Regions from separate parts of the Homo sapiens genome. Here region 1 is linked to region 2. Evidence: chromatin loops called from intact Hi-C (ENCODE). Cell type or tissue: heart left ventricle. All regions are shown on one strand.

Region 1 (5,000 bases), 200 kb after region 2:
TATTCTGCAGCAATATTCCACTGAATTAAAGGAACTGGGTGAGTTAATTCATAGGGAATGCTTAGAACTGTGTCTGGCTCCTAGCGATCATTTAACCTGTATTAGCTGTTCTTATTATCCTAACAGTAGCATCAGCAATAATAGTAGTAGTTACACATTAGTTCAGGCAGCAGAAGGCAGATGGTTGGAACCCAAGTTTGTGTGCTGAAGAGAGGGGCAAGAAAGTTGAGAATGCTTGCAAGAAAGCAATGATAATGATGACCATGGAAGAGAATGTAAGAGGATTAATGGTAGAGAGAAATGAGTGAGATCAATGAATTGAAAGAACCTAATAAGTCAAAACATTTTGCACATGGAAAATCTGATCTTAAAATTTATAAGGAATTTCAAGAGACCCTAAATAACCAAAGCAATCTCAGGGGATAAAAACAGTCAAGGGGGATGTCTTGGACTTCCTGATTGCCTACTACACATCTACAGTAGGCAAAACAATGAGGTACTGGCCTAAAGACAGACATACAAACCAATGGATTAGAATAGAGTGCCCCAAAATAAACGCTTGCACACACAGCAAAATGATTTGCAAGGGTACCAAATCATTCAATGGAAAGAGGGCAGACTTTTTACCAAATAATGCCGAGAAAACTGGATATTCATATGCCGAAGAATAAATTTGAACCCTTTCCTTACATGATATACAAAAATTAACTCAAAATGGATCAGAAACATAAACATTAAAGCTAAAACTAATAAAAATCTACAGGAAAACATAAAAGCTTCACAACACTGGCTTTGGCAATGATTTCTTGGGTATGACGACAAAAGTGCAAGTGACAGAAGGAAAAATAGATCACTTGGACTTAAACGAGATTAAAAACTGTTGTGCATCAAAGGACACGGTGAAAGGGCAACCCATGGAATGGGAGAAAAAACTGCCAACCAAAAATACATAGAGCACTCCCACAATGCAACACAAAAAAACAAGCCACCCAATTCAAAAATGGGCAAAGGACTTGCATAGACATTTCTCCAAAGAAGACATCTCTCCAAAGACACACAAACGGTCAATAAACACATGAAAAGAAGCTTGGCTTCACTATCATTAGGGAAATGCAAATCAAAATGCAAGTCAAATCCATAATACACTATCACTTTATACCCATTAGGGTGGCTATTATTTAAACACAAACAAACAAAATGGAAAATAGCAAGTGCTGGCGAGGATGTGGAGAAATTGGATCCCTTGCAGATTACTAGTGGGAATGTAAAATGGTGCAGTTGCTGAGAAAAACAGTTTGGCAGTTCCTCAAAAGTTAAACAGAGTTACCATGTGATCCAGCAATTCCACTTCTGGGTATACACCCAAAATAATTGAAAGGAGGGGCTCAAATACATACTTTGTTCCTAGCAGCATTATTCACAACAGCTGAAAAGTGGAAACCCAAGTATTCATCAGTGGAGGAGTAGCTAAACAAAATGTAATATATTCACACAATGGAATATGATTCAGCCTTAAAGAGGAAGGAAATCCTGTCACATGCCACAACATGAGGGAAACCTGAAAATGTTATGCTAAACAAGCCAGTCCCCAGAGAGACAAATACCGTGTGATTCCACTCGTATGAGGTACCCAGAGGAGTCAGACTCTCAGAGACAGAAAATAGTAGGGGGATTGCCAGGAGCTGGGGGAGAAGAATTGGGGGTTAGCGTTTAAGGGGTGCAGTTTTGGTTTGGGAAGATAGAAAAGTTCTGGAGATGGATGGTGGCAATTGTCGCACAACATTATAAATGTACTTAATTGCCACTGGACTGTACACTTAAAAATGGTTTAAATAATTTTATCTATATTTTACCATAATTATATATACACATGTATATATGTGTATATATAGTGTGTATATATACAGACATATATACACTTGTATATATACAAGTGTATATATATACACAAATATGTACATATACACTATATATATACACACTATATATACACATATGTATATACACACACATGCACACAAACACATACACATATGCTTTTGATTGCAGTTAGAATCAGTAGGACACTGAGCTAGAAAGAGCAAGAGGTTGCAGCCAAAGAGTGGCAGGTTTGATTTTATTCTTTTATAGGTTGCAGTTTCATATCATCAGAGTCCAGCTTGTGGCTGTGGGAGTGCGTGTCTGAGGCCAGCAGAAGGCAGTGTGTTTGGAGGGCTAGAGCACGAGGTGCTAAGGCTGCACCGTCAGCATGCCTGCAAGTGAGGGGGCACTGTGAGGAGCTATGAGGCCCTGGATGATGGAATGGAGGTTGGCGGAGCTGGAGCCTCAGAGATACTGGTGCTTGTGCGGGAGAGAGCTTTTGATCTGCAAGTGGTAATGTGCAAATCTTGGAGGACACGGAAAATTAGCAGCCTCCCCTGGAAGCAGTGAAAGGAAAGTGGAGTCCCTGGAGAGAGCCGGGCTCTGCCAGGGTGAGGAGGTGATGTGGGGCAGCAGAGCACTCAGAGGCCCCAGAGAGGCTGTTCCCGCCATCCAGGTGGGACATCTCCAAGGAGTCCACATTTGTCGGGAGCCTGGGCTCCCTCTCCTTGGCTCTGCTGATTTTCAATTTCATGCACTGCTTGCTGGGATGAAAATTTATGCCAAAGATCTGCTTCATGACTACTACTGAACACATTTCACAACAAGCGATCAAGAAGCAAACACAAAAGCAACCTCAGCAGAGCCATCATCAATTCAAGATCAACACAGCCCGGCCTTGGAGCCCAGGACCCCGGGGACAGGCCCTAACAATGCTTCTCCTCCTGGTCCAGAAGGTGTTAGAGAAGTCACTCCTGAAACCCACAGAGTGTAGCCGGGAAGTCAAGGGTAAGTCAGGACTGAAGAAACCCCTCTGCCCAGGCATGCATTAAATTAAATTGGGCGGAGCAGCAGGTCCTGTCTCTGCCAAACTCTGTCCACACGGGCTCTTGTTTTACTGGTGAACCCACATGCTGCACCCCTTGATTCATCATAATTAATCCATCCATATGAATAATTAAGGCTCAGTTGAGACCTATCTCTGAGAAATCCTATAGTCATGTGGCTTGTTCATGCAGTGTGAGGAAGGAACCAGTAATTTTTGGACAAAGGTAGGTACAGTGGAAAATGCACACCCTTGTAGCCGATCCCACCAAGAGCTGGTTGAGGCAGCAGCATCTGCCACCTACTTGTTTGCTCAATAACACAATTCCACCTCTTTATCATTCACAGGCCAGTCCTGGGCTATGTGGGGCTTCTGGCTTCCTGGATCCCAATTGCTGCAAAATCATCTAAATTCCACTCTTTTCAAGAAAAGCAAAGTTTGAGAGGGCTTTAATAAGGAGGAGGTGGACACTCAAAGTCCTTGGACAGAAGACCTATTATGAGCCAGCCAATATGGCACTTCACACTCATTGTTCTTTACAATGCACTTTTTCTTTGACAGGGGCTCACACTGTCACCCAGGTTGAAGTGCAGTGTGCAGTGGTGCAATCATAGCTCTGCATCCTTGACCTCCTGTGCTCAAGTAATCCTCCAGCCTCCTGAGTAGCTAGGAGTACACATGTGTATCACTGCCTTTGGATACTTTTTAAAAATGTTTTGTAGAGATGGGGGTCCCGCTATGTTGCCCAGGTTGGTCTCAAACCCCTGGCCTCAAGCCATCCCCCAGCCCTGGCATCCCAAAATGCTGGGATTGCAGGCCTGAGCCACTGTGCCCAGCCTAACTCACTCTTCTTGAGCAATGTAGGGAAGCAGGTAGTAAACTGAAGTGCCACATGCTTGGGCCAGATTCCTTCTTGCCTCAGGGCCTTTGCACATGCTGTTCTCTCTCTGGCTGCTCTTCCCTACATCCCACCCCCCTCACTTACCCTCTTTCCACATTTCAGCACTCAGTTAAGTCACTCACGAAAGCCCCCTCAGACCCGCAGCCACATTGTTTTTCCATAGACATGCACTTACCTGGTCACAATCCCTGTTGTAACTTACCACTGCATTGCATGTCATTCCAGCTAAAACGTAAACCCCCTCAGCGTCAGGACCCTCGTCTGCCTTGTCTATAACCCCAGACCCCACGCAGAGTATCTGTCCTACACCTATTTGTGAGACCAGTGACTGAATGCAGGCAGGCAGGAAGGAGGATTTAAACCCACGTGTCTCAGACTTAAAGCCCAAATCCTTTTAATCACACCAAATTCCAGCGGAAGGAAGACCGTGAAGGAGGATGGACTTTGAGGTCACGATCACAGCTATCCGGCAGCTTTACAGAAACTCAAGTCTCTGCACTTTCCTGAAAACTCCCAAAAGCTTCGAGCAGGAGATGGCGTGGTAGGCTGGGGGCTTCCCTCACATGCTTGGCCTTCCATCAAGTCCATTCATAGAGGAAACTGGTTTCTAACAAGTCCACTTAGTCCTGAAGCTAAGCTTGTCATTTCATCACAGCTTTGCTAAGACAATTCAGGGTCCATACTCAACATTTTCAGGGTCAACTTCTGGGTAGGACCAGGCATTTATTGTGACACTGAATCTCCAACCCTTCCTCTGCCCACAGGCTGAGTGCTGCAATCCAACCATCAGAGCCTGCTCTCTTGGTTTGAGATTTTGACCCCTAATAATGTTTTTAATACCCAGGGAAGAGACAACTCCTTGTACTATAATCAGGCGTTTGTACCTCCAGGTCAACAAACAGTGCGACAGCAGATTCACTGAGTTAAAGGCAGCAAGGAGGCTGGGCCGTGAAGTCATTCTGTGTGTGAGTGCCTATGTCTGGGGGGCAAGGGGGCCAGGCAGCATCTCAGCTCCTCCAAGAGGGACAGCAGGGCCAACGTCCACTAGGGAGGCTGAAATTCTACAGCATGCCCCAGGGCCTTTGTTCCACAAGTGTAAACAGCGATGCACAAAGCTGGTTACATTCAAAACAAACTCTGATCTTCACCTGCTTTCTTCACCCTGTTTTTCTCTGTCCCAGTCCTAGGGCACAT
Region 2 (5,000 bases):
CCTGCCTCAGCTTCCCAAGTAGCTGGGACTACAGACGTGCGCCACCATGTCCAGCGAATTTTTGTATTTTTAGTAGAGATGAGGTTTTACCATATTGGCCAGGCTGGTCTCAAACTCCTGACCTTGTGATCCACCCACTTCGGCCTCCCAAAGTGCTGGGATTACAGGCGTGAGCCACTGTGCCTGGCCACATTTGGGTCTGTTTCTGAACTTTCTCTTCTGTTCCATTGGGCTATTCATGTGCCATTCAGTACTAATTACCGAGGCCTTATGATGAGTTTTAAAGGCTGGGGAGACCAATCCCTCCTCATTTTTCTTCTGTTTTAGAGTTTTCCTGGGCTATGCTTGCTTGTTTTTTTTTTTTTTTTTAATGCATCTGTTTGTCTACTTCTGAAGGAAGGAAACTTGCCAGGAGATTTTAAGAGATTGTGTTAAATTTGTATATTTGTTTATGGAAGACTCAAATATTTATAATATATTTGTTTTCTTCTTTAAAACAGTGATTTTTGAAGAAATCTGGCAGACATTACCTTACCAAGTAAGAGAAATTATCATTCACAACTATGGGATTAACTAGTATCAGGCACTGCTATGGTTTGAATGTATAATGGGTCCCTCCAAAATTAGTATATTGAAACCTAATCACCAAGGTGATGCTGTTAGAAGGTGAGGCCTTTGCTTAGGCCGTGAAAGTTCGGTCCTTGTGAATGGAATTAATGCCCTCATAAAAGGGCTGGAGGGAGCAAGCTGGGCTTTTTTGCCCTCTGCCCAACACATGAGGACACAGTGTTCGTCCCCTCTGGAGGACACAGCAGCAAGGAAGCAGAGGCCAAGCGCTTACCAGACACTGAAACTGCTGGTGCCTCGATCTTGGACTTCCCAAACTATGAGGTATAAATTTCTGTTCTTTATAAATTATCCAATACCAGGTATGTTGTGATGGCAACACGAATGGAGTGACACAGATGCCTCCTGACTCATGGAGACTCAGGGATTCACTGTGAACACATCACTCAAGCAGGATTCCTGCCAAAAATGTGGGCCCTGAATCTAATATAAAAGCATGTCATGCAAAATTAAATTGGGGGCCATTCTTTAAAAGAAGTGGCCTGTATTCTTCATAACTACCAGGATCTTTAAGGACAATGAAAGGCTGAAGTTCTGATGAAGGGAGATGAAGGAGACATGACTGCTCCATGCACTGTGTGGTCCCCTTTGGGTCCTGGATCAGAGAAAAAATATCCATAAAGGACATGAATATGGCAATTAAAAAAATTGAATATGCACTGTAGATTATATCACGGTATTGTCTCAATGCTAAGTTACCTAAATTTAATCATTGTACTGTGGTTATATAAGAGTTATTGTTCTTACAAAATCCATGCTGAGCTATTTAGGAGTAAGGGCATGGTGTCTGCTATTAAGTTTTAAATAGTTCAAAAAATAGTAATACACACATATGTTTAGAGAGGAGTAATAAAGCAAATGTGGCAACACTTCATAATTGGTCATCTGGGTGAAGAATATATAGGAATTCTTGATATTATTCTTGCAACTCTTCTGTAGCTATAACATTATTCATGAATAGAATTAAAACAAAAGAAAGTTTGTGTGAGTGAATAGGGAGAAGAGATGTTAAAAGATATGAACTCCTCCCTGCTTTTAGCCATTTGAGCTTGATTTCTGCTTTTTAACACATTGTCCAAAAGCCCAGAAGAATGTCAATCTATTAATTAATCCATAAAAGTCAATCTTATTTTTTATTCCCTTAATTAATCATCACTATTTTTATGACACACACAGTCACAGTCACAAGTTCCCTTCATCCTGCAGCAGGTCCAGGCAGCCAGTTTTACTGGGTGTCTGCCATGTGCTAAGCTCTTTCTTCTTACAAAGACCAAAGGTACATGCAGCAGAACAGAGCTTGCTGCTGATATACGGGTTTTCCTAGTGTCAGTGACCAGAAAATGAGGTTTGATTTTGATTTTTGAAGCTGAGAGGGACTCTCCCTAAGCCTCTTACTTGGGTTCATGCTGGCAGTGATAGGAACGACACTGGCTGCTGCTGCCAGGGCCCCACCACCATTCATAGAGTGCTCACGGTGGCCAGGCAGGTGCTGTGCTATTTGCCCGCATGACTTTGTTTTCTCAGAACAAGCTCATAGGGAGGTTCTATTCCTAACTCCACTGACAGATGTGGAAAGTGAACTAATCCTCCCCTCTTGAATGGTGGCGATGGGACAGGAAGCTGGCCGGCTGCTTCTAGAGCGCACCTCCTTGTGTGCTGTGGAATCTCTGCAATGCCCAGGGTTGCACAGTGCACCTCAGGGCTGGGGCCACGATGTGATCTCCAGCAGAATGTCAGGCTTCTAGCCACAACAAAATCGTGAGAAACACCAGTAATCCTCAGAACGGAGTCCTCTTTGCCTTACAAAGCACAGACTGATGCTCCAGAGAGCCAGTAACCTGGGTGGTGAGGAAGCCAGCCTCCAGGAGTCTGGGAGAAGGGTTGATACACAAATTATGTATGCTCCAGGAAAGGATTCACAAACAAATCCCATGGATTCAGAAGACGGAGGGTCAGTGACAAAAGGAAACAGATGCTATTTTTCAGACAAACACGGAACCACTGAGAGGTGGGAGCAGGAAGGAGCAGCGGGATGGCAAGGGTGCTGAGGGGTGATATGGTACTGAACAGGGAGAGGAAGGTGCCTCCCACCTGGGCCAGCTTTCTGGAGCCCATCTATAAATGAAGCCCTGTGTTTCCTAACTGCTCTGCTGCTGTGCTGTGTGTGTGTGTGTGTGTGTGTGTGTGTGAGAGAGAGAGAGAGAGAGAGAGAGAGAGAGAAAGAGAGAGGGAGAGGGAGAGGGATTGAGATTGAGGCTCATCTTGATTACCTAATGACGCCAGGGTCATAATTGGATTCTACTAGGTTATTAAACCCCAATCCTAGGCAGAGCCAGATTAAGGAGTGGCCAGTGGACAGCAATTGCCCAAAGTGCCACTCAACATAGGTCACTGCAATGAGCACTGTTGTGCTCCACCCAGCTCCCCTTGGCTCCCTCTCCTGGTTGCTGTGTGCCCAAGCCCCGGGGCTGTGGCTTGAATGTGTGACCCTTCCAAACCTCTTGTTGAAATTTGATCCCAATGTTGGAGGTGGGACATAATGGGAAGTGTTTGGGTCTTGGGGGTGGAGCCCTCAGGAGTAGATAATGCCCTCCCTTGGAGCAGAGCAAGTAAGTTCTTGCTCTGTTAGTTCCTGAGAGAGCTGGTTGTTAAAGGAGCCTGGTACCTCCTCCCCTCTCTTGCTTCCTCCCTGCACACGCTGGTTCCCCTTCACCTTCTGCCATGAGTGGAAGCCACCTGAGCCCTCCCCAGAAGGTGCTGGTGCTTCTTGTACAGCCTGCAGAACTGTGAGCCAAGTAAACCTTTTTATAAATTACCCAGCCTCTGGTATTCCTTTATAGCAACGCAACAATGAATGAAGACACCTAGCATCCTTGTGCTTTGCTTCTGATGGCCAGCACCTGTGTCCCAGCTGCCCTTGGGTGAGTGCAGCCACTTTGCCTCCATTCCTAGAGTTCTGAAAGTATCCAGGAATGACAGCTCCTTGAGGATGGCCCTTGGCAATGACTAATTGATGAAGGAATATGGAAGCTCAGGTTCCTTGCTATGACACAGGACAAACTCTGAGGAGGTGTAATTTTCACTCCAAATTTCTCTGCAGGATCAAGCAGAAAATGCTTTTACCACCTGGCTTGGGTGCCTACCTTTCCTGCTGTGCTGTTCCTGCCTGTTGATCAGTTTCTCCAGGAGAACTGCCTGAAGAAATTGCTTGCACGAAAATTCTGGTCTCAAAGTCTGCTTCTGAGGAGGCTGATCTCCAACACCCACTAACACAGTCCTAGAAATGTAATGGGCAAGAGAAAAGCAACATTTATCCACCTGATCATGGCTCAGAGAGATGACTCCATGTGGCTGGAGAGAATCCTTGGATATTGACTTTGGTGCAAGGGGTGAGCCCTTCCCACTCCATTAAATTGACCAAAGTGCCCTCCTAAGGAATGCAAGTCCAGTCACCTGTGGGCTTTTTGGTTTCCTGGTCAAAATACGTAAATTGAGGGCTTGAGTGGAACTGCTTGGGACAAAAGTGTGGAGTTTGAGCCTTGGCTGGAGGGGAAGGCAGGAGGAGAGCTGAGCGTGGCACTCGGCTTCTCCTCTAGATAGATACCGAATAGCATTAAATGTTATGAAAATGGCAGCTTTCTCAAAGTACCCACTGCCTCCAACTGACCCTGCTTCCTAGTGAAAATGAGGAGGGATTTTTGCTGGGCCTGCTGAAGAGGAACTAGGAAAGGAATAGGCTGCCAGGATTGGGGGTGACAGATTTAAGGCCCTGTGTGTGGCACTGAGGTGTCCTTGAAGGAGGGGAGAGGCTGCAGGGCAGGATGTTCCGGATTCCTTTCCTGGTGGCCTGGGGGATAACTGGACGGTGGAACCAGAGCTGTCTCTCCATGGATGGAGCAGGACAAGTCACACCTGAGGCCTCGGGCAGGCCATGACCATTCACCTGGCAGCCTGAGAAGCTTAAAGCTTCCAAATCAGGAGCCAGCCCCTCCGCACCAGCCACTGCCAACTCTGTCTTCTAAACCTGCGCTCTGGTGGAACTTCTGCATCATGAGCAAACCCACAGGCCACATTACCTTTGACGAGTGGGTCTAACAGTTATGCTGAAGACGTGGCTGAGCAAATTGTGCCGCGGAGAACAATGACCAGGTTTCTGACCCCTCCATCTGTGTGGATGCCAATTCTCAAGACTAGGTGTTGGCTTGCTCCAAGGGGACGTGACAAGCTGTGGACGTCCACCTGGGCTGCAGGTACACAGAAGGAGCCAGGCCTGCCCCTGTCCTGCCCTGCCGGGCTTCTCGTATATTGGAGAGTCCTGAATGTACCCTGACAGCTGCAAGAAGGCAGGCTCTGAGACCTGCTCGGTGGCAAAG

Evidence for each region. Peaks named below come from ENCODE experiments on the same cell type or tissue, not always from the same donor. Only the 100,000 strongest peaks of a DNase experiment are listed, where the experiment ranks them.
Region 1: it touches region 2 in a loop (2.1-fold over the local background); 1 of 110 quality-filtered maps calls a loop at or near these places.

The regions. Positions count from the first base shown.
Region 1 is chr6:3,705,722-3,710,721 of GRCh38, forward strand. All of the region lies in intron 1 of LOC100507336 (a long non-coding RNA gene), which reads right to left. Among named protein-coding and RNA genes, the nearest start is that of PXDC1, 43 kb to the right of the region's middle. In heart left ventricle, no CTCF peak of the experiment used is centred here; a DNase peak (open chromatin) is centred at 2,410.
Region 2 is chr6:3,508,546-3,513,545 of GRCh38, forward strand. No RefSeq gene overlaps it. Among named protein-coding and RNA genes, the nearest start is that of SLC22A23, 54 kb to the left of the region's middle. RefSeq lists an enhancer at 2,549-3,401 and a silencer at 2,910-3,204. In heart left ventricle, a CTCF peak has its summit at 3,065 (motif pointing left); a DNase peak (open chromatin) is centred at 3,083.